Linked DNA regions of Mus musculus: all the other regions are linked to region 2. The links are chromatin loops, found by intact Hi-C in ENCODE. Cell type or tissue: heart. All regions are shown on one strand.

The links. Peaks named below come from ENCODE experiments on the same cell type or tissue, not always from the same donor. Only the 100,000 strongest peaks of a DNase experiment are listed, where the experiment ranks them.
Region 1: a loop joins it to region 2, with 2.3 times the contacts of the local background. A loop is called at or near these places in 3 of 42 quality-filtered maps.
Region 3: it touches region 2 in a loop (2.2-fold over the local background); 4 of 42 quality-filtered maps call a loop at or near these places.

Annotation. Positions count from the first base shown.
Region 1 is chr2:128,176,711-128,184,710 of GRCm38, forward strand. All of the region lies in intron 1 of Gm14009 (a long non-coding RNA gene), which reads left to right. Among named protein-coding and RNA genes, the nearest start is that of Gm14009, 11 kb to the left of the region's middle. In heart, no CTCF peak of the experiment used is centred here; DNase peaks (open chromatin) are centred at 11, 155, 871 and 3,461; H3K27ac peaks cover 3,339 bases.
Region 2 is chr2:128,385,229-128,393,228 of GRCm38, forward strand. All of the region lies in intron 1 of Morrbid (myeloid RNA regulator of BCL2L11 induced cell death), which reads right to left. Among named protein-coding and RNA genes, the nearest start is that of Gm14010, 33 kb to the right of the region's middle. In heart, no CTCF peak of the experiment used is centred here; DNase peaks (open chromatin) are centred at 4,032 and 7,329; H3K4me3 peaks cover 785 bases; H3K27ac peaks cover 1,330 bases.
Region 3 is chr2:128,335,529-128,343,528 of GRCm38, forward strand. The region is part of intron 1 of Morrbid (myeloid RNA regulator of BCL2L11 induced cell death); the gene reads right to left. Among named protein-coding and RNA genes, the nearest start is that of Gm14010, 83 kb to the right of the region's middle. In heart, a CTCF peak has its summit at 4,546; DNase peaks (open chromatin) are centred at 3,193, 3,773, 4,603 and 4,743; H3K27ac peaks cover 3,715 bases.

The DNA of each region.
Region 1 (8,000 bases), 210 kb before region 2:
CGATTGCGACCATCTGTTTTGTTCTGCTTTTCTCTCGAGCCTTCCTCCTTCCTACCTTCTCCTCTTTTCTGTCTGGTTTGTACTCCTCAGAATCTTTGTAACGGAAATTCCCTTAGCAAGTCGGCCTTTGTTATAGCTACTTGGCAAAATCCCAACCCGGGAGCCCTCCCTTCCACCTCTCTATGCCTGCACCCCGGCTTCTGGCAGTTTGGAGAGGGAATCACACAATTTGCCTGGGTACTTTTGTACTGGGCTCTCGACTCAGCTCAGCCTGCAGGTTGACCCTCAACACTGCCAGGCTAAGCTATGGATTCCATTATTCTCTCCAGTCATCTCTCATCCTGTGTCCTACAGGACCTGTGTGCTCTCCTGTCTCTGCATTTGGCCCTCATTCTGCTCCATAGATCCCTGCACTCTTCTTCCAATCCCCCCACCCTGCCCCATTTAACTCAACTTTCATCTTCTGGACATCAAACTGGCCATCTCATCCAGGCCGTGTCTCTCTCCTCCCTGCAGGGATAGCCAAGGCCTCCCAGCTGGGCTCTGGAGTCAGCCATCCCACTCCCTGGGTGTCTCTGGCCTCTTGCACAGTGCCCTTCTGTTTCTGGACAATTCCAACCAGCATCCAGCAGTGCTTCCTTGGTCCCCTGGCCTCCAGCCCCTCTGGCATAGAGACTTTTGAGCTCCTCTCTGCCTTCAGAGACACAGCTTTCAAAATAATCGGATTTGTTCACATTGTGTCTATTTTCTTAACTCCTTTTGCAGTCCTGGGCACAAGACACCCTGGCGAGGCTCCCAACGCTTTCCCTGGAGATCTCTGTCAAGGTTGCCAGCGACCTGGCTAGCTGGCTCTTGGATTTTATCCTGAGTCTGGACACACTCTGAGCATCTGTCAACAGACTCTCCCAGCTACCTCCCTGATGGTCCTTGTGAGCCCGCCCCTTTTTCAGACTCTTTCAGAGTGTGAGTGCTCCCTGGGCCCCTGGAGCTCTTTGTCTTCCTACCCCAGGTGTTTTTCCTCAGACTGTGGATAGAGTCAAAGCCGGTTCTCAAGCCAGTGATTCCAGGTCCATCCTGCATTTCTTTGAACTTCCTTCCAATGGATCTGTAGAGGCTGCAGCCTCACACCGTTTCCTCCACAGAGACCCCAGTCTTCCCATAACTGACACATCCGGATTCAACCTTCCCCACCAGTGTGTTCCCTACAGCAGTCGCCATCCCAGTAGGCTGACATGATGCCCTCCCCAGCCCACTCAAGCCTTTCTATAGAGTCTTCTCACATCATCTGAAATCTATACCCTGTGGTGACCTGGGGGGCACTGTCCTTTTGTCCATGTTCTGATCAAGATATTGTCCCAGAGACTCTCTCAGACCCTAAGGTCTTCCTCCTTGAAGATCCTGGGTATACAGCTTGTCTTGCCCTGCATAGCCTCCCCCCGACCCCCGTTCTTCACACGAGCTGGTTTTCCTTACTGTCTCTCTCTGTTTCAAATGCTATCTATCCAAGGCAGTCATCACTAACCAGCCTTATCTAAAGTGAGCCCCCTTTAGAGTCTTCATCTCAAACCCATGCTGTTTATTTCTAGCAGTACAATTTTAAATTGACTCTTCTTTGTGTTTTAAATCTCTCTGAAATTTGATTTGATCTTTATTTTCGACGAGAACAAATGTACATATATAAGAAATGAAATACATATTTTCAAAATATGTTTATACTGGCTGGCATCTTCTGATCATGTTCCTCAGTTGGACGTCTGTCTCAAATGCTAAAATAGATTTATTTGCATGTCCGTTTTGCTCTTTTTTGATGTTGCTGTGGACCCAAGAAAACCTGCCTCTTGCTTCATACGATATCCCTTGAGGATGCAGAGTGGTGCCTAGCATCTTCTGTTGGGTGCTGAATGGGAGACTGAAGGACAGAAAGCAGGGTTGGAGCCACCTGTGACTCATAACTCACAAAACTCACATGCAGCTCACACAGCATCCTGCAGAAGATCAAACACAGTAGCAGAGTTATTGTGAGGCTATCTGAGACTGAGGAAGGTCCGGGAAGTCTTCCTGGAGGAAGAGACTTGGGACTAGACAGCTGAGAGCCTGTCCCGTTTCTGCTGATTTCTGACCTCAGCAGAGCTTATGAAACTCAACTCAACTCTGGTCATGAAGGCTGGCGCTGATTTTGAGTTCATCTTGTTTCCCTCACGTGTCTGGCCTGTGGACGGAACTGGGATCTTCCAGGACCCCTATAGGCACTTTCTTTGAATAGCTGCATCCTACACTAACCTCATCACCCCCTGCTCTGCCATCCCCAACTCCACCCAGCCTCTTGGACAGGTTCATCTTCTTCCAAGAGGCCTTACCTTGCTCTCCCTGACACGGTCTCTCCCACTGGTGTCTCTGGGCTTTGTTTTCCTCCTGTTCCCACCGTTGTCCACACTCATCTGAGGGTGAATCAGGTTGACTGTGGTAAGAATACTGCCCCAAGGCTCACGGTGACTGGCGCATGTGAACTGGGAGGGGAACAGAGCCCTGTACTATTCACCCACCATGGTTTTTCCCATGGTCTCTATTTGAGGACACAGGCTGTGGTGCCTCCACCATCTGGAGTATTGCCAGGCACCACGGGAGTGAGAAACAAGGACAGCTGTGAGTCAGCTCTTACCAGTGCCCATCGTCTCAAAAACGCGACGTGTCTCTTTCCCTCCTGTTCTATGGGTCTGTGGGCTTTTTGCAGGGCGAGGAGAGGCAGGAGCAGCAAGCAAGAGTATTATCCAGTGCTCTCAAAGCGAGCTCACTGGCTTGCCCCTCCCATGCCTAGCTTGTAATTTGTGCAAAGATGCAGTATGAACGGGAACCCCACTTCCGGGCCAGGATGCCCCTTTCCGTTTCAGTGGATTCTAACACACACAGTAGGAGTAGGTGATTTTGAGGACTTTGGCTCAAGAGAGCTCTGGCAAAGTTTTGGATGACGTTTCCACTAGCTGACCTCATTTTGCCCCGCGCTTTTTAGCCACAAGCTCTATGTTTTTCCCTTTGGGTGTACAAACCTCTCCCAGCCTCACCTCGTCCTTCCACCCAGCGAGAGGTTTCTAAGGAACTGGTGAGGCCACAGCTGTTCTGTGTTGAGTCCTCCCCAAAGGCCAGCACTGGGGTCAATGTTTAATCACCTTTTCATGACTCCTCATCACAAACCAGCTGGTAAGGAGACTATTGTCCTCAAGCCACTTTTATAGAAACGAGGAAACTGAAGTTCAAAGAGGTTTTTTTAAACCTCCCAGCTTGTGGGCTGGACCTTCGGGCATTTCCCTAGTCTGTGTGACTGGCACGCCTGCCTCGTGACTGGCTGGCTCCTGGACTGAAAGGGGGCTGAAAGGGTGAGTCGGTGAAGGTCGGCCCTGCAGCCAGCCGCCAGCTCGCCTGGGAACCAAGTGTTCTGTGCAGGGGTTGAAGTGCATAGATAATGGTGGAATTTACCTCTCAAGATGGCAGGGCCAAGTGTGACTTTGTTTGATAAGCTTGGATTTTATGTCTTTAGAAGCAAACAAACAAACCATCAAGTGGCAGTGTGGCTGGCTGACTGCCCAGAAGCCTGACCCAGAGGGAGAGGCATGGACTCCACCCTCAGGAGAGCCAGGGTTCTGGGGTGATGAGCTTCATGGAGTTTCCCGCCAATACCCAGGTTCCCCTGGCTGGGTTTCTTCCAGCTTCTCCTGGTCTCCTTTGTGGGGTTCTGGAGCTATGGAAGAGCTCGCCCACAGCACATCCATTTTCAGGCTCACTCACTGACAGAAGGGACGGTGGCCACAGTGAATTACACTGATACCACACGACAGGCACGCAACTAAGAACTTTATTATTTGCATTGTGGTTTCTTTTTAAAATTTTCATTAATCATAGGGAACTGAGGCAGAGGCTCCTGAGTTCTGGGCTGGGCTGGGATATATAGTGATACTCTGTCTCAACGGTAGGAATTATTGTTCCTTTTTGTAGGAAGATAGAAACCATTTATTTTTAACTTGCTAGTAACAATTTTTTTCTAGTCATTTTATCTTAATTTTTAAAATTGATACATACGATGTAAAAAATGTAGGCTTATAGGTAGTAATATGATTTTTTCCACTTTTGAGGGTAGTTTTTTTCTTTACTTCAGGTCTTTTGTTTTGTTGTTGTTGTTGTTGTTGTTGTTTTAGGGGTTTTGCTTTGCCTTATTATTGCCAGCCTCCCTGAGAGACAGAGCTGTCTAGGCTGGCCTTGAACTCCCAGACATCTGCCTGCCTCTGCCTCCCCAGTACTGGGATTAAAAGAGTGTGCCACCACTCCCTGGATAAATAGAATCTTTTTGTTGTTGGTTTTATTTTGAGATGGGGTTTCTCTGCGTAGCCCTGACTGTCTTACAAATCACTGTGTAGATTCAGAACTCAGAGATTCACCTGCCTCTGCCTTAGGAATACTGGGATTAAAGGTATGGGCCAGGAACACTGCCTTTTCTCTTTGTTTGTGGTGTGGTTTGGTTTGTTGAGGCAGAATCTCAAAATGTAGACCTGACTGGCCTGGGGCTCACAAAGAACCAAGCACCTGCCTCTGCCTTTGGAGTGCAGTGTTACATGGCCACACCCAGAGCCCAGGTGATATTTTAATACAATGTACCCATGCTTTCACTGTGAAGAACTAAAAGATAATCGAGGACACAGAGACATGTGACTTGATCTTAAAATTAATTTATTTTTAATTGGCAATTCTGAATTATATATGTATATATTGATTTTGCACAACACAGTGTTTTAAAAAGTGCATGCATGGTAGAATGGTGTGGTGGTTTGTGTATGCTTGGCCCAGGGAGTAGCGCTTTTAGGAGGTGTGGCTTGTTGGGGTAGGTGTGGCCATGTTGAATAGCTGTGTCACTGTGGGTGTGGGCTTTAAGACCCTCATCCTAGGTCCTGGAGAGATGGCTCAGTGGTTAAGAGCACTGACTGCTCTTCCAAAGGTCCTGAGTTCAAATCCCAGCAACTACATGGTGGCTCACAACAATCTGTAATGACATCTGATGCCCTCTTCTGGTGTGTCTGAAGATAGCAACAGTATACTTACATATAGTAAATAAATAAATCTTTAAAAAAAAAAAAAAAGACCCTCATCCTAGCTGCCTGAGGAGTATTTGCCCTTGGAACAAGATGTAGAACTCTCAGCTCCTCCAGCTCCATGCCTGCCTAGATACTGCCATCCTCCTGCCTTGATGATAATGGACTGAACCTCTGAACCTGTGAGCCAGCCCCAATTAAATGTTGCCCTTGTAAGAGTTGCCTTGGTCACGGTGTCTGTTCACAGCAGTTAAACCCTAACTAAGACAAATGGCTAAATCAAACTCATTATTATATGTATTACCTCATTTAGTTGTTTTTGGTTTTTTGTTTTGTTTTACCTAAAGTCACCATCTGTGCAATAAATTTCTTGTGTGTCAGAGACCATACCGTGAGAAAGCAAGCTTCTCACAATCTCCCACCCTGACAGGCCAAATGGCCTCGTGATAGGAGCCGGTTGTCACTCCCTCCTCCCTGTTCCCTTCCTGGCACCTGAGGCTGTAAAAGCTGAATTATAGTCCCCTCTTCCCTATCTCTTCCTGACTCCCATGACTTCCAAGGACATGAGTTACGCCTGAGTCCCGCCTGACACCCCAAGGCTGTCAAGGAGGATCTATGTTCCAGAGATAAGATGCAGAGTGCCCGATGCCTGGAGCCTGACTTCGGCCCTCATGTCAGCAGATGCCCACTCTTTGTTCTTTGTTAAATTCCCCCTCAACCCCTCCCCTATTCCCCGAGATGTATGCTTTAAAACCAGGCGTCTCAGCCTAATATACGGAGACCTTGATAGGTACAATCTACTTGGTCATCCGCTTCTCTTTTCTCTTCCAATCCCATTTCCTTACAGGTTTGCGGTCCCCCTCGCACCCACGAATAACTGAATCCCGTGGGACGGGATACTTGAGTTATCCCTGTTGTATAAAACCTTAATCATTATCCCTTTAACTACTATTTCCCCCTCCACTATATTTTTTGAGTTATTCCATTTTACATATGATGAATATGAAGCTTGCATTAAAGTGTCCCCAAGCTCCCACCTATGGAGTGATGAGCTAAGCTAACAACCAACAAGCCTTCCAAAGGCCACAGTCCCTCCGCTTTACTGTGAAGAGCCCTTGATGATGCAAGATTGACGGATGGCAGTGATAAAGCTGGGAATGATGATGGTGATGCTCGTGGGGATGAGGCCAAGATTGACCTTCCCACTGTGAGTTGCAGATGATCTGAGTGTGTCATCTAAAGACTATTATACTAGAAGGCGAAGCTTTGGAGTGGCAGTGGTGATGGTGATGGGCCTTCATGAGGCAGAATTTAGTGGGAGTCAGATAGATTACTGAGGATAATGTCCTTGGATGGGATTAATATAATTCACAGGACTCTGAGAAGTTCACACACACACACACACACACACAAATTGCTACAAACAAAACAAGCCCCTAAATCAACCAGTCAATCAAACTCTCTCTCTCTCTCTGTTCCTCTCTCTGTCTCTCTCTGTGTGTCTCTCTCTGTCTCTCTGTCTCTCTCTCTCTGTCTCTCTCTCTCTCTCACACACACACACACACACAATTCTACCACAATGCCATCTGTTTTGTTGAGATGCAGCCACACAACCTTGCCAGAGACAAAATGGATGGAAGTTTAGACCTTCAAGTTTAGCCTCCAAACCTGTGAACTAAATAAACTTCTTTGCTTTACAGGGTATTTAGCTTCCAGTATCTGGCTTCTGCTGCTATGGCAACAGAGGATGAACTGAGAGGCCAGGGAGATAGTTCAATGGTTAAAATGTTTGCCCCATAAGCACCATGCATGAGGACTAGAGTTTGGATCCGGAATCCATGTGTCTTCCTCTTTGTTTCTATTGCTGTGATAAAACACTAACTATAAACAACTCAGAGTTCATGTCACTCAACAGATTACAGCCTGTCATCAGGGCAGAGACAGAGGCAGGAGCTGGAGGCAGGAACACAAGCAGAACCAAGGAAGAACCCTGCTTCCTGGCTTGCTCCTCTGTCTTTGTAGACATAATGGTTTTTGTGCACTGTCTAAAGGTTATCTTTAGGTTATTCAAATGCTGATTTTTCTGCCCCCATTTCTTGTCTCAACCCTCAGTATTGTCTAGACTCCTGTCTCCAGTTTGTGTAAAGGGTTCTTACCATTTATTCTTTGCCTTGTCAATAAATGCTGATCACCCAATGGCTGGGCAGAAGAGAGAATAGGGAGGAGCTTTGGAGTCACAAGGACAGGGCCATGGCTAGGAAGTAGCCAGATAAACATAGGATGTTAAGATAGATCATTTAAGCAGGGCGTGGTGGTGCACGCCTTTAATCCCAGCACTTGGGAGGCAGAGGCAGGCGGATTTCTGAGTTCGAGGCCAGCCTGGTCTACAAAGTGAGTTCCAGGACAGCCAGAGCTACACAGAGAAACCCTGTCTCGAAAAACCAAAAAAAAAAAAAAAAAAAAAAAAAAGATAGATCATTTAACCACCCAGATATTGAGGTGCAGCTTGAAATAAATCTTGGTTTCTCTGTGTGGTTAACTGGGGATTGATTTACTATTTATATCTTTATTAAAATATAATTTATTTTACACTCCTCATACTAGCTCAGCTTGTTTTTTGTTTGTTTGTTTGTTTGTTTGTTTGTTTGTTTTTTGTAACCTGGGACTGCTGACCAGATGTGGGCTTTCCCACATCAACCATCTGTCAACAAAATGTACCACAGGCTTGCCTACAAGCCATTCTGAAGGAAGCAATCCCTCAACTGAGCTTCCTTCTTCCTAGGAATGTCTGTGTCAAGTTATCTGTGTCAAAAACCAACCAGCACACTATATAGATGCTAGATGCACAAAGCAGCCCACTCACAACTCCAGCTTTTAGAAGGTGGAGATGGGATTCCTGGAGCAAGCTGGCTAGCTAGACTAGTC
Region 2 (8,000 bases):
TGCACCCAAGTGTCAAGACTGACTTTCAAGGATGGGAAGGCTCGGGTCAGAAGTGCGTTCCCCAAGCCATGCTTGGCTCAGAGCTGGCACAGGGTGAGTACCTGTGGGCTGGGCTCACCAATGGCATGACGAAGCGCATGAATCAATTTCCTAGCTTGGGACTCAACTATCATTTTAAGGTTGACCCAGACAGGCCCGTTAAGAAGAACGCTCGTGCTTGCCCAGGCTCACTGTGTAATGTAAGTACTCTACTCATCCTCACTAGAGAGAAGGAAACCAGTAGAAAACAACGGTCAGTTTGCAGCAGATGACAGTTAAGTTAAACACTGAGGAAGGCCCACAGACACAAGCAGCATGTGCCTCATTCTGTCCTTGTGACTATAAAGATTTCCTTGCCATTCCACTCGATGCCCCATATGCTACAGTCCACACAGACACTTGAACCCTGTGGATTTGAATACCTCCCTTCTTGATTGGACTGTGCCTTTCCAAGACAGACACTACAGCAGCAGTTCTTAACCTGGGGGTCCCGGACCCTAACCCCCTTTTTGGGTCAAACAACCCTTTCACAGGGGTCACATATCAGATATCCTGCATATCCGGTATTTACATCACAATTCATAACAGTAGAAAAATTACAGTTATGAAGTAAATACAAAAATAATTTTATGGTGATGGTGGTGGTGGTGGTGAGGTCATCACAGAATGGAACTGCAGCATTAGAAAGGCTGAGAACCACTGAGCTATAGTCAGCTCACCTCTCCAACACTGGGTATTCTACCTGAAGCATCATAGCACATGCTTCTCTACCTGTCTATCCCAGAGATGCACACATCCCGAGACATGTGTCCATATGGACACTAGCTCAAATTTAAAAAAAATTCTCAAAAACTGCCCTGATAGCCTTGCCAGTGGTACCTTGATAGAACACAGGGGAAAAAACTGCACTAAGATTGTTTATCCAATTAAATAACATTTATCTTCAGAGTTTTTTTTTTTTTTTTTTTTTTTTTTTTTTTTTTTTGTATGTGTAATCTCTTCAGTCAAAGCCAGGACCAGTCTAGCATACCTAATCCAGTGTTCTTCCAAAGATTCTGGGGGATGGAGCCTAGAAAAATCTGCTCGCCAGCTGAGTGGCATGCAGGGTTAGTCCAAGGTGTATGCCCAGGGAAGCACACACCGTGGTGACCAAGCTGGGAGCTTTCTGGCTAGCAAGGGCTCTTGCCTGCTTTCCAAAAGCAGCGTATTAGATTCGTTATTTCAATATCAGCACTATTCCCCCTTTGAGTGTGCAAGTTCCCTCCTGTTTGCTGCTTTGTTTTTTGTTTTTTAAAAATACATCTTCATTTAAACTTCACAGGGCCCTGGGAGGTGAAAGGTGGGTGTACTCAGACCTGTTAACTGTTCATTTGTCTATCTGAAAGAAAAAAAAAAAAGCTTGTTTGAACCAACAGAAAGGCCTGATTCAGGGTTCTTAGGACACAGATCTCCTGGCAAAAGAACCCAGAGCCCCGCTTCCTGATTCCCACACCCATGTCTAGGAGCTGTCCAGATGAGGCAGCCTCAGCTATTTCAGGACTTAGCCCATCTTAAGGGTAGAGAGGGGAATCAGCATAGAATGGCTTCAGGCCATAGAACTGTGCCCTATAACTAAACTCTGAGGCACTATCTAGTCTGTTTTGAAGCCCTGGCTTTACACCACTTTCCAGCTCCTTAGGTGTGGCCTGCATTTCCCAGTCAGCCACGGGAGGCCTAAGGGCTCATCTCTAGGGGGTTTAATAACACACTACAAGGAAATGATTAGTGAGGCTCATCACCAGAGTACACACGACACACATGGCAGGCATCCAAGAACACCTTGCTCCTCTGGAAATTAGAATCCCCGTACTTCACCCCACATTATCAAGCTCCAAGAAGCCAGGCCCACATCTGGAAGGCAGAAGCAGAGGACCACTCTTCCAGAAAGACAAGGAGAGGAAGACCTGAGAGTGAGCAATGTTTTCTCTGTTGCCTGAGTCAAAGTCACTTTAGACTGGTCCCCCATCTCCAAGAGAATGCAGCCACAGGCAGCCCATAGACTCCTCCCCTAGCTCCATTGCTTGGTACCTCCTCTCCCTTCAAGCACCCAAGCAATGGCTCCATTTACTGTAGCCACATCATGTCTCAGAAAGACCAGGAGGCCCTCTACAGCCCTGGGTCACTGAGCTGTGTCTAACAGACCAGAGGTGGACAGAGTACAAAGGGGAGGTTCCTATGCTTCTGAAATTCTAGAATCAGGGCTACATCGGGGCTTCATGAGTCACATCTCCAATCCTAGCATTTGCAAAGCAGAGACAGGAGGATGTAGAAGTCAAGGCTAATCTGGGCTGACTATGATTTCCAGGTCAGCTTAGGTTACAGAGGGGAAGAGAGAACTGGGCTGGGGAGATGGCTCAGTTGGTAAAGTATCTGCCATGCAAGCACAAGAGACTGGGTTTGGATCCCCAGCACCTACATTAAAAAAGTAGGTGTGGTCCAGCACATCTTCAGTCCTATCCTGGGAGGGTTGGGTCAAAAGGATCCCTGAAGTTCACTGGCCAGACTGTCTAGTCAGTGAGTGCCAGGTTCAGTGAGAGAGCCTGCCTCGAAATGATAAGGTAATGGATGATGGAGAACTATCTGGGAAGACGTGCTGATCTGTCCATACATGCATTCGCATGTGTACACAGCCATACATACAATACACACACACAGATAAACCAAGAGAAGAAAGGGGTGGAGGAAGGGAGAGAGCAAGGAGACAAAAGTACACAGGCCACACTCATTTCGTGCCAGATCAAAAATGCGGGGGAGGTGACATTTGGAGCAGGGCCTATCTCATCAGCCTGTGGCGCACTTGTCTTTTTCCTTGGGGGAGTTAGAAGGCCTGCTCTGCCTGAGTCCTCCTGGTCGGCTTGAAGTCCTCTTTGGGAGAATGGCAGCCATGATCACCTGCAAGGCCTGGTGGGTCCAATGTGGCAGGCACTCCATTAAGCCACTCAGGTCTTTGTGGCTTTTCTGGTCCTTTGCCACAGAGGCTGGCAGGAAGCTCATACCCTCCAGGAGGGGATAGGATCCTGCTCCAGCGAGCTCCTCCAGAAAATGCCAGTGTCTGAATCATTGTCTCTGACTGCTTTTCTTCCTACAGGCTAGTAAGGGTGGGCCTGGGAAGGGTGGCTTTGCTTAACTTTTTTTTTTTTTCATTTTTAAATAATGTTCTCTTTTTTTTCCCCCTTCAGTGCAGGAGATCAAACCCAAGGCTTTAGACATGCTGGGTAAGCGCTCTACCACCGAGCTGTCTCCTTAACCCCGCGACATCTTTCTAGTAAATAATCCACATAGAATATAAGAAAGTAGAATGATGGGATGATAAACAGCCAGAAGAAAAAGGAGTAAAAAGGAAAGGGATTGTTTGGGAAGTAAGCAAGATGGGAGGGGAATTATCACAAACACTAACCTCCTGCAGAGAGAATAACAGGGAGAGCCACAGACTCCTTTTTGACTCAAATATTATTTTGCAGAGTATTTAAAAAGTGGTTACAGAAATAAAGTAGAAAGATTCCCACTGTTCTGCAGAAAGGCATCCACAGGGGAAAACCCATCTCACCACGAGAAGGTTGCTTTGCTACCTGGCCTCCTGGAGCAGTCTTAGCAGCAGGGCAGTCAGGAAGCCAGGAAGACTTATCCTCGGACTGTAAATGTAGCCAGGGAGCCCCTGCTAATGAAATAAATCTCTGCCCGTGGGGGAAGAGCACACACAAAAGGAGGCTCCGGGGAGCAGGAGGGGGCATCCTTCCAGCCCTTTTAAGAAGTGTGGTTTTAATGGAAAGTGTTTTAAGATTAGTGATGATTCTGCAATTTATCTGAAAAGTCAAAAGAGGGTTTCAAAATGATGCTCTATAGACTTTTGTACTTGTGACTCCACAACCCCCATCGCGTGCTCCAGAGAAGGCTGGCTGGTCTCCAGAACCCAGACTACAGGACTGCTTGGAGAATTTTCTAAAGCACTAATACTGTCCCTTCGGCCAGCAGCCCCAGCCTGGCTAAACTCTGAGCACATATCAGTCATTTCCCTTCACTCTGGCCACAAACCCAGTTTGCATCTTCCAGTTCCTCAGCTTTTTGTTTCAGCCTTCTCTGTCATGTCAGGGGAACACGCCTGCCCCATTCCTCATCACCCCCATCTCTCTCTCTCTCTCTCTCTCTCTCTCTCTCTCTCTCTCTCTCTCTCTCTCTCTCTCCCTCCCTCCCTCCCTCCCTCCCTCCTTTGTAATTTTCTTCCTTTTCCTGATAAGCCCATTTCACACTCTGCTGGACACTCAACCCCCCCCCCCCCTGTTTGGAAGCATATTTCTGATATTACATTCCAGGACCTATTCTCTTGGTTTCACCCCATTAGTCTGGTTACCCCTCTTTTGAGCCTGCTAACTTCTTCATATACCTCCTGGGTATAATCTTCACGAGTGGGCGAGCTACTTTCTCGTTCTTTTTCCTGCTCAGACAGCATCCGGGGGAGCTCACCCTCTTTAATTCTTGTGAGCTATGTCCTGTGTCTTTCTCTCCCCGCACTAGGATTCTCTGTCCCTGCGTACTTTCTAGCTATATATTCTTAAGTCTATGTGTGTGGTCCCTAATAGAAAGAATTTATAAGAGGAACAAAGTAAGGGTGGGTGAGTGAGGTGGGGGTGGGTTGGCATCAGATTAGAAGATACAAGCTTCTTTTCTCTCAACAACTAAGGACAAAGGTAGCCACTAGTTCACACTATTGCACACCCTGTGTTCAGATGCTGTTTGATGTCTAGTCTCCAATCTACATGAAGTCAAACATGTCCCCAAATAATACTTAAACTGCCTGTGGATGGGGGTGAACCAACTTTTCCAGCAAGATGTATGTCAGAAATCTAAAGATGCACTGTCTTGCCGGTTGCGATGCTACCTCATTTGTGGGTGGGTGGGTGGGTGGGTGGGGGAAACCTGTTGTGTTTTGTGTCACCCAGATAGCAATGCCACACGTGAAGGCATCTGCAGTCCCCACTCAGGCAATTTCTTCATTTTGTCACCACCTTGAAGCAGGACTGTTAGTGCTGGCAGTGGTCAGCCATGTGCTACCACAAAACATCGCTTAGGTTCAAACAGTGCTTCCTGTCAGGAACAATGTGAATTGTTGGTCACAGGGACACCAGCTTGTGTGGAGCTGAATATAATTAGTGTCTATTCCACTGACATGGGCTTTACAAAAATACTGGCTCTGGCTCTAGAATGTACTATCTCATAGGGGAGTGGAAGCCGGGGTGGAGACTGAAGGGCTGTCCTAGAAATGGCATAGGAAATAGTTTTCTCAGGTCAGAGGTGGGTGTGGACTTTGTTTCATGGTGTTTTAGCTCTCTAGCTAATAAAGACCACTTATAGACACCTCGAGGAGGGACTGGGGATTTAGCTCAGAGACACAGTGCTTCCCTGGCGAGTACAAAGCCCTCGACTCAGCCTCCAACATTGTAAAAAAGAAAAGATTACGTTGGTAATTCTCATTTATGTATTTCTCTTAGTAAAATGGCACGCTTAACACATACATACATACCACACATACACACCCAACACACACCCCTAACACCCAACACACATATACCACACATACACACACACACACACACACACACAAGAGAATAATAGACATAAGAAGGAGGGGTGGCTGATGGCCCAGGCCTGTAGCTCAGCTAGTCAGCAGGCTTTGATAGGTCATAGGTGGAAAGCCAGCCTGGGCTGCTGAGTGAGACTCTGAAACTCTTTAAGAAGGGTATAGCTCAGTGGTAGAGGGCCTCCTAGCCTAGTATGCAAGAGGCTTAGGACTCAAACCTCAGAACCTAAATAAAAACTTTTAAAAAGATACAAATAAAAATGTTAAGTCACAGGTCAGATTCTACCTAGTTCAAAGTTCACATAAAGCCACCCAGTCTACAAGACATGTTTTTCATGTCCTCCTGAAAGAGCCGCAGTTTCGCTGTAGACAAGAGAGCGTTACTACAAATACAACTTCATCAGCGAGGAAAGGCTCCTGGCTTGATGGCATTGTGGTGTCTCAGGCTGGAGCAAACAACCAAAACAACAAGTTTTGTCCCGCAGACAACAACAGTACAGAAATGTCTAGATTAAAGGTTGGGATCCTAGGCTGATCTAATCCCAGCAAGAAGAAACAGCCCACCTAGGGACAGGTGAAGTGGATGCAAAGAACCCCACACTGACCACCCTCTGAGCTAGAGAGTGATTTTTTTTTTTTTTTTTTTTTTTTTTTTTGCTGTCCTAGAACTAAATTTGTAGACTAGGTTGGCTTTGAACTCACAGAGATCAATTTGTCTTTACCTCCTGAGTTCTGGAATTAAAGGCATTTACCACCACACCTGGCTTTTTTCTTTTATTATTAAAAAATTAAACTTTATTTCTAAAAAAAAAAAAAAAAAGTGGGGAAAAAAAACCACACATCTTAGTTAACCAGACCCACAGTGTATACAACATGTGTATAGTCAGAGTAGCCATTCTGAATGGAAGTTTTGGTAAATTCTTACAAATCACATCTAGCTAATATTTTATTACACGGTGATTCAAACACCCAATTTCCACAGATGTGTGTGCATTGTTTAAACTGTGCTAATGGTCACAGCACTCTGAGCACTTTAACCACATCTCTGTGTGTCCTTCAGTGTCCTGTTTCCATTCACGTTGCTGCGCAATGGACAGCAGCACCTTTCTCTAGGACATTTTTGTCTTTTCAAACTGAAGCTGGCCCCATTACACTCCCTCCCCCACCTCCTCCCTTCCAGCCCCGCCGATCTCGATCTCCAGCTTCCACTCTTTGTCTATGAAGTAATCTACGCTTGGTGTCTCAGAATTGTGATCCCACTTTTTTTTTTTTTGAACATTAACAAATACCCTGAACACCCTAAGCACAGGAGAGGGTGACAGTTTATTGGCTACCCTGTCCCGCAATAAGTAAATCCCCGTTCACCACGGCCCTCTCCAGGTCTGCTGGCAGGAGTGATGCTTTTACAATCTAAAAACCAAAAGGTGATTTTTTTTTTTTTCTTTTTCTAATTGCACGAAGCACAGGAGCAAGAACACTACCAAGAAACCTCAGGGACACACTACATCTTGGGTTTGGTAAGTGACACACTTTTAAATCTGATACTTTAAAACTCATTTCAGAAGTCAAATAACCCAGCCCGCCACCTCCGACCCACCCCCCACGCCCTGTGAATTCTCTAGACTCTGTCACCTCGAAGGAGGGAGGGTGTAGGGGGTTGGGGGGAAGCTATTCGAAACAACAGGAAGTTTCTGTGGATCCTGACATTGGCCCCTGGTGACTGAGAGCCTAAATCAGTGAGTCATTCCCCCAAGACATAAGAAGCCGCGAGGACAAGTGAAGTCGATTGTTTAGTATTTCAAAATAAATAGAAGAACTGACAAAAACGGGGGGGAGGGTGGGGGGCTTTGTTGATAGGAAAGGCAAGATGCTTTTTAAAAACCCATCTGTAAGTGACAAGAAAGGCAAGTCAGATTTATTTTGTATTATGAGGGTCCTTACTTATTTTTTTTTTCAATGTTACTCCACAAGAGGTATTACAGGGCCACAGGAAAAATAGTTTCTAGGCAGCCAAATAGTAATTAATAATATCACAGGTAAGTTTGTGTGAGATATAAACTTTATGAGCTATTGAACACTGCTTCTGCATCATAAAGCCCACAGAGTCGGTAAGTCCGTGCAGTTCGGACAGGAAGTGAGTCCACACCGTGTTGCTCTTGGATCTGAAAAGTTCTGATGTTGGGCCAATGCTACAGCTTGTCTGAGGAAATAATACAAAAACCAGAGCCACAGAGGCCACGGAGTCAGATTTAGGTAAATGTCAACTCGTCTTAATTTCTGAACTGTCTCTCTTATTGGGTCACTAGTGACTTGGTGTCCAAAACCAAACCAAAACACCAAAAAGCTG
Region 3 (8,000 bases), 50 kb before region 2:
AGACCTTTTTTATATCCAAATCATTACGAACACCAATCCCCCACCCCACCCCTCACCCCCACCCCCGCCTCCTGCTGCCCCAGGAAGGGTTGGCATGGGTTGAGGCATGTGTCTTTTTGCAGGCTCTGTGCTCTCTCAGGGTCTTTTGGCTTTGGACCTACAGCTACAATCTGAAGCTACACTGTTAACTCCAGCACAGAGCTGAGCAAGCAGTCTGGATGGTGGCTTAGAGCCCTGGTCCTCGAGCAAATGGCTAATAATGGCTTCAGCAGACTAACACTGGGAGGAAGTAGACCCTGTGGTCTACTTTTCTGAGTTTTGCTGAGATAGAAATCACTGGATTTTTACATGATGACTCCAGTATTGAAGGCAAATGAAAACCACAGCCCTGCTGTGGCTTTGGAGCCTCTCGTGGGTCTGTAGGTGTCTCCACAAGTGGGAGGAAGAGGCCTCATTGGCTTTGCCTGCTCCAGGCTCTGCGCAGCAGGATTCCCGTCCCCCAGTATAGGAAGACCCCATCTTAGGTGAAAGGTGTCACAGTTTAGTACCCTTCTCCACTTTCCCTCTGAACGCCATCATACTCCATATCTTCACTCCATGGTTTGAAACTTGCACTCATCTGGAGACATCCATCCATAATGGAGCTCTACAAATTGATATCAGTCTATAAAACGCACCACAGGATACAGAATAATGGTCACATAGCCTCAGAAACAATCAGCTGAAACTGACATCTGAAAGCACACATCCTCCTGCATCCCCCCACCTCGGGGGGGGGGGGGGAGGGGAGCTGTGATTGGTAAGGGCTTCATTCCCAATGGGCCTCACGCTGCGAGCACTTACCTAGTTTAGTTCATCAAAAATCACTTCTTTTAATAAGCAGTCCACAGGAAAACAATTATGGATGGCAGTTTCATTACACAGGAAGTTCTAGAACAAAGAACTCATCACCCACAATTCTGTGACCTATTAGATGATACAGAATTTTAATTAAAAAACATTAACATGTTAAATTGATGGCAAGGAAGGTCCTTACCACTTCAAGGTGTTAGAAAGAAACCAGGAAGGCAAAATATGGCTGGTAGGCTATCTGAATGAACTGTGCAGTGTGCCTTAAGATTTGTCATCTGTGGCTTTGTGTCTGAGGCTTTCTGCTATGTTTGTTTTTTAAGACAAGTTCTTACTGTAAGGCCCTGACTAGCCTCAGATTGATGGCAATCATTCTGTCTTTACCTCCAGATGCTGGGATTGCAGGTACACATACCGTGTGTGCACACTTTAGTTTTGGCAGAGCAGAATCTAAGCTGCGCACATCCATCGGAGGGAGGGTAGTGAGATTCGGGAAGGGAGCTTTCTTTCTCTCTGAGTAACTCCAAAGCACATCCTGAAAGAGGACCCACAGTTAAAATCCCCTCACCTCCCCAAGTGGCTACTGCCCCAAGTAGTGCAAGAAAAGCCCTTGATAGGAAGCTTTTGGTTTGATTGTCGTTTTCTGAGCAAGAAACTTGGTGTTATTTCCAGGCAATTAACTTAAGAAAGCCTTCTTCATTGGGACAGATGAATGGAAACACAGTCTTCTGAAATCACTGGCTAAACAGTCTAATGGCAGGCAACGTGGTTCAAGCCAAACTCACTAAGTCTAAGAGCATTGGCTTCTGAACTGATACATTAATGAATAGGAACACCCAGGTGCTCTAAGCCAGTTCCCACACTAGCTTCAGGAAAGATCTAGAGCTGATGGGCATCCCATACCCTCTCTAGACAAGCTCCTAGGTCATGCTGTGTCAGAGCATACCCAAAGTTCTGTAAAAGAGTACACACTTTGCCCCAACCACAGGGCACTGAGCTGTGACCTCTGGGGAAGACACTGGCTTGTGTCCAAGAAGGAAGTAGCTGCCTGAGTCTTGAGAGTCCATAAGAACCAGTTTTACACCTGGAGCTGAGAATATACTCCAGGGTGCTCAGTGAGGCTGGCCTCTTGTAATGAAGGACTTGGGTCTTGGGATGCAGATTGTCAATCCCACTGCATGGGAAGGAGGCAACTGCTTTTGTCCTGAGTGGGCTGGGCTGGTGCAGGGGCAGCCGTAGAGTTAACCACAGGCTAGAGGAAAGCTTCCACTTCTTCCAAGGAAGAGAGCAGCTTCAGACTTGCACAATGCTGAGGCCAGACTGGGCCAGTGTACGGCAGTGAGCCACAACTGGGATCCTGGGAAGATCCTGGAGTGATAATCCAGAACATAGAGTGAGTTCAGGCCTCAGAACACAAATTATAAAGCAGCTGGGTCAAATGACAATTGCTTATAACCTCAGTACTGGGGAGGGAGAGATGGGTGGGTCCCAGGGGCTCATTGGCCAACCAACCTAGCCCACTTGTCCAATGAGAGCACTTGGCTCAAAAACAAAACAGAAAACAAAAACAAGCCAAACAAACCACGGTGAGTGCCTAAGGACGGATGCCGGAGGCTGTTCTCTGGCTTCCATGTACACACAGACACAGACACCTACACATGTACAGACACACACATGTGATGCCTTCACAATCACTGCTGGGTCCCCTCTGCTGGACAGCTGACGAGGGATGTAGCTGGTACCTTTCCAAAAGTCCAGGCTTGACTGCATCATATTCTAGTTCATATGTATCCCTGATTGTGCCTCGAGGTACCAGTCCGGTGGACCACTCCCTTGTTACCATTCCCATATCTTCCTCATTGTGTCAAGGTCAGTGGATAAGCCATGTAGGCCCCTGGCCCACAACAGGTACCTAGGCAGCATAGGTTTGGGTTACTCTTTCTGGGCAAACATGGCCAACTCCACTGAGGGACAGTTATGCACTGAACGTCCAGGACCTTGAAAAATACCATGGTGGTTACAAAAAGAAAATGACAGAGGGCCACCACAGGGACATCCACGGTAGCCCTGAGGTGAAGCAGGTGAGCCACATTGGAACACTGACCCTTCTTCAACCAACTTGACAGCAGGTAGCAGGGGCCCCAGAAGGAGTCAAGTGTGGGTCCTCATGGAGTGATGTTTAGGGAAGCTGGCTCTTGCCTAGGCGCTTTCCCCACTGGCTGGAAGGGCTTCTTGAAGGAGAAGAGATGCCAAGGCTGGGTAAAAATGAACAGCAGGCTCATGGGGCAGGGTTCACTGTGCCCTACTTGGACTGGGGCACATGACTAGTTTTCTCTGAGCCAGCACATTTTCCATTCTAAAAATAGCTCGCAATGACCCAAGACATCTTCCCCTCCCGATAGGGCCCGTGGTTCTGTGGTGGTGTTGTTATTATTGTTTTCCCAGAATGTTTGTGATTTCTGGAAGCAGTGAGCATTGAAACCATTATGCTGTCAGTGCGTTATCTGACTGTCCCCCAGATACAACACCTTGAGGACCAATATTCGGCCCTTCGTGGAGGGAAGAGACAGCCCTGGGAGGTAAGGGGAGCCCTCCCCTTACCAACCCTCTTTAGTCAGCCTGTCTTCTCCCTCCATCATGAAAAGCAGGGGGTGCTGCTTAAGTAGAAAGGAGGAGCAGACAGCACCCCCATCCCCACCTCCATGTTAACAGCAGGGCACACCCATGAACCCCAAGGCTGTTGGCCTCTGCCAAAGCCTGACCTAGCCACAGCTGGAGGAGCTTTTAATTGAACATTGGATTTCTGTCTGCCCTGGCAACCTTCCCACATCGATGTTGGGATATTTCTGGGACGTTTAGGACACAAGCCTTTTAAAGAGGAGGTACCCAACACTAGTCAGGTGACTCCTAGGAGCCGAGTCTTTCAACTGCGGGTTTCCAAGCATGGGGCTATTTTTACATATCTGAGTGAAGGCCTATTAATTGCTGCACAAGCACTTCTAGGGAAGTTCATGTTTCCTGGAGGCCAACTGTTAACTCAAGCAATGCCAAGGCTTCTCAACGGGGCGCTGGGAGTGGGGGTTGGGAAACTTTGTGGTTTGCTAAGGAGAGACTGAAAAAAAAAAAAAAACCCACTCACTTTCCCTAAAGGGTTAATGGCTGCAGACAAGACAGCCATATTAAGTTATACCCGGCCAAGGGTGAGCAGTGGGTGAGCAACGCAGGCAAGCAAAAGAAAAAAAAAATGTAGAAAGGGGAAGATAGGAAAAAAAAAACCGCAAGCATATACACCCTCTCCCACATCTCCCAGCCCACCCCCACCCTCCGGCAGAACATTATATGTACAGGCCACAGATTGGAGTGAAGTTAAATTTGGCTCACAGGAATACAGGAAAGAAAGAAAACAGATCAAGTTACACAGAATCCTATTCAGATTTGGGCTTGGGCCTCAGCACACAATGCCTAGCTAAAGAGAACAAGGCCACGGTGTGTTGTGGAAAGCTCCACGCCCACGAGCTCTCCTTTCCCTGTAGTCATCTGCTGGCCCAGCCCTGGGCTGCAGGCTAATTCCCTGCTCTGCAGGTGGAGACGGGATAAAACAAACCAAAATGGTGTAATGGACTGCAGGAAACCCTTCTTTCAGAACTTGATCAGCCTCCAGAAAGGAAACACGCATGGACTTTTCTCCCGACAGCAATCTGTTTTCTTAGGGTGCAGCGAGCAAGAGGCCTGGTGGCCAGGGTAAATAAAACAGCCAGTGGCAGGACTTTTGGCAGGCTGGGTTGCACAGGAAATTTGAAAAGACCGCTTCCTACACTCTGATTCCAATCAAAAGTGAGCTGTCAATCTTGCAGGACGGAGGCACTTGAAAAGCACAAGCCAGGAAAGAGACGCTGCGGGGTGGAAACCCGAGTGGCAGGTGTGTGCCTGGAACCCTCTCCGGCTCCCTCGGGCTGGGTCACCTGGCTCGAACCCAGTCCCAGAAGCCGGATTCTCCAAGTCTTCCAACTGGAGCCAAACAGGACTGCTGGATCGAAACTCTAGGTGGATTTTGGCTTCTCCTTTGAGCAGCTGGGCAGGCTAAGTGGCCCCTGCATGTAAAGCCAGCTATGAGATGGTCAGGTATGTGTTAAACAGGAGAGATTAGACCCTGTCCCTTGAGCAGACAGAGAGGAGAGAGGAGAGAGTCCCGCCAGTGCTCCCCGGGGAAAGTCTCACAATGACCTAAGAATCACCCCCCCCATACTGCTGCGGAGTAGGGTCTTTACAAAGCTATCCTATCCTATACTATTTGAGTTTCTCCTGACTCTAGGTGGGCTGGGCAGGGAGAACACAGACCTCATTGTACAGTGAAGAAGGAAGATGCCTAGCAAGGTTTCTCTTTGCCTCAGAGAATATGGCCTACCATCTGAACAGACATATGCCAGGCCAGGCTGGGTGGTCCAGGATCCTCAGACCTGGGTGTACGTGACAGTCACCAGCCTTCATCATCTGGTGTCACCTACTCTCCTTAAGAGCGTTGCCCTAGGGGCTAGAGGAAGGACTTAGCAGTCAAGAACACTGGATGATCCAGAAGACCCAGGTTCAATTCCCAGCATCCACGTGGCTCCTCATGACTTTGGGAATTCCAGTTCCAGAGGAGCCAATGGCATTTTCTGGCCTCTGCAGGCACCAGAGATGCATGTGGTACCCAGACATACATGCAGGCAAGATATGCACACACATAAAACATTTTAAATTAAAAACCCAGTAAAGACTCCTCTCAGCTGGAGCTCAGTAGTGGAGTGGGCACCTAGTGTCCTTAGTTCTCAGTGGGCTCTGCCGTGATGGGAGCCCAGCCAGCCTCTGGCTCAGAGCGACCCAAGGCCGAGTCAAGGAGAGACCCCATGCAAGTCATCCCTTTCACCTGTGGGTCTGTAGCTCCTCAAACCTAAGTGGAAAGAAAAAGTCACTGTGGGAAGTGTGTTCCCCAGTATTCTGCTTTGCCTTCCACTGCCCTGATAAAACAGTTTGGACAGGAAAGAGTTTGTTTGGCTTATAGTTTATAGTCCATCATTAAGGGAAGCCAAGGCAGGAACCTAGAGAGAAAACTGAGAGGACTCTGTGTGTGTGTGTGTCTGTGTGTGTGTGTGTGTCTGTGTGTGTGTGCAAGCACACTCAGGGAATGCTACTTGAATAGCCCAGGACCACTGGCTTAGTCATCGTATCACCCACAATAGGCTGGGCCCTCTGTGGCATCCATGATCAATCAAGAAAGTTCTCCACAGACACACTCCACAAGCCAATCTGTTAATGGAGGCAGTCTCTCTATTGATTTCCCTTCTTTCCAGAAATGTCTAGGTTTGTGTCACGTTGATGAAAACTAGGACATCTACCAGACCCATCCATTCACGTCTAACCTCTAGTATCTCAGAACATACCTTTCCCAGGATGAATCGGGATGCTATGCATATAATTAGTTGAGATGAGGTCACTAGAGTGGGCTGGAATCCAAAATTCAGTACAGTTCTTATTCGAAGGGGAAATGTGGACACCAAGGCATATAGAGGGGTGCATTTGTATAACAGTGAAGATACACATCGATCCGATGGTGCTGCTGTGAGCCAAGAAAGCTAACAGTTGCCAGCAAGCATTAGCAGTACGAGCAAATTCACATTCACTCCCACAGAAGGCTGGTCCGTGCCAGTCTTGGATTTCGTCCTGTGAGTCCTGGTGTGTGGTTCTCTTCATGTCAAGCCTCTGTACATCGCATGCTAAGAGGCCAGGCTGGAAAGTGCTCAGCCTGGGGTAAGTGCTCCTCCAAAGCCAGCATCCAGGCCCTGTCAACGCTCTGAAGAGATTTTTCTCTGTTGCCTGAAGGAGGAGTGAGCCTGTGCTGCTATGAAGGGTCTCTCTGCTCCTTCGGGAGAGAAGGAGAGAAAGTGTGGTCTTTCGCTTTTATGTTTTGTCTCTGTTTCTCAACAGAATTCCTCCGAAGAGGCTCAGAAGTGAGAGCAACCCGCACTTCCTCTTTCGGGCAGCGATGGGCTCCCACGTGAATTATGGTGGAGAGGAATACCTTTGTCCTCAGCGACTGAAGACCTGGCCTCTTGATAACTTCCCCTTTATCCTAGTGGCTTTTCTAGAGAAACCTGATAACTTCTTCGCATGACTACAGGAGAAGCCACAGTCTGCTTGAAGGAGAAGCTCTCCTAGGCAGGAATGAAACTACAGGATGCAGCCATAGGCAGACTCATGGGGGCAGGGGACAGAGAAAACCCTGACAATATTCACACTCATAATGGGAGGGCCCTCCCACTTGGTGGGAATGCCTCCACACGCACCCACAGCAGCAGCCCGTGCAGTGTTGCTTGGACCTCAACTTTCCAGGGTAGCGAGGGACTCCACGACTGTTCTTCAAAGCCCCATGACACACACCATCCTCTTGGCTCTGGGAAATCTTTACAATATGTCATCTGCCTTAGAACTCTGCCGCATTTCCAGATCCGGTGAGAGGAGCTGCACACAGGAGGTCCTGGGACTTCACTCCGTTGGACCATCAATGAGATGGTGCTCATATACCTGACGTGGAATGCCAGTCTTTCTTCTTTTGCTGTACCCCAATCTGCCTCTTGTTCTGTAGCCTCCTCCTAAACACCTTCTCTTTTTTCCTTATCTTCACCCCTAAGTCTTTATTATTTACACACTCCAGAGTTATTTTTCCTCACTAAGCATTACTTAATATATCAATTTAGGAAATATTTTTTTCTTCCAAGGAAACACTTGCCCATCCTTGTTTATTGCTGCTATATTCACAGCAGCAAGGGGATGGACCCAGCCTAGATATCCATCAGTGGGTGAATGGACCCTTTAAATGTGGCACTTATTATACACAGTAGGATACTTTCAGCAGTGAAGAAAAAATTAAATCTACAGGAAAATGGATGGATCTTAAAAGTATAACACCAAGTAAGGTGACCTAAAGTCAGAAAGACAAAAACCACATGTTCTCTCTTGTATGTGGATCCTAGTCTACACTGCATACTTGTATGTATGTAAACAGGTATAAATGTGCATAATGTAAAAGTCTAGGAGGCCAAGAGAGGGTAGTATTAGCTGATAGGGAAGGATAGGTGTCTTAGTCAGGGTTTCTATTCCTGCACAAGCATCAT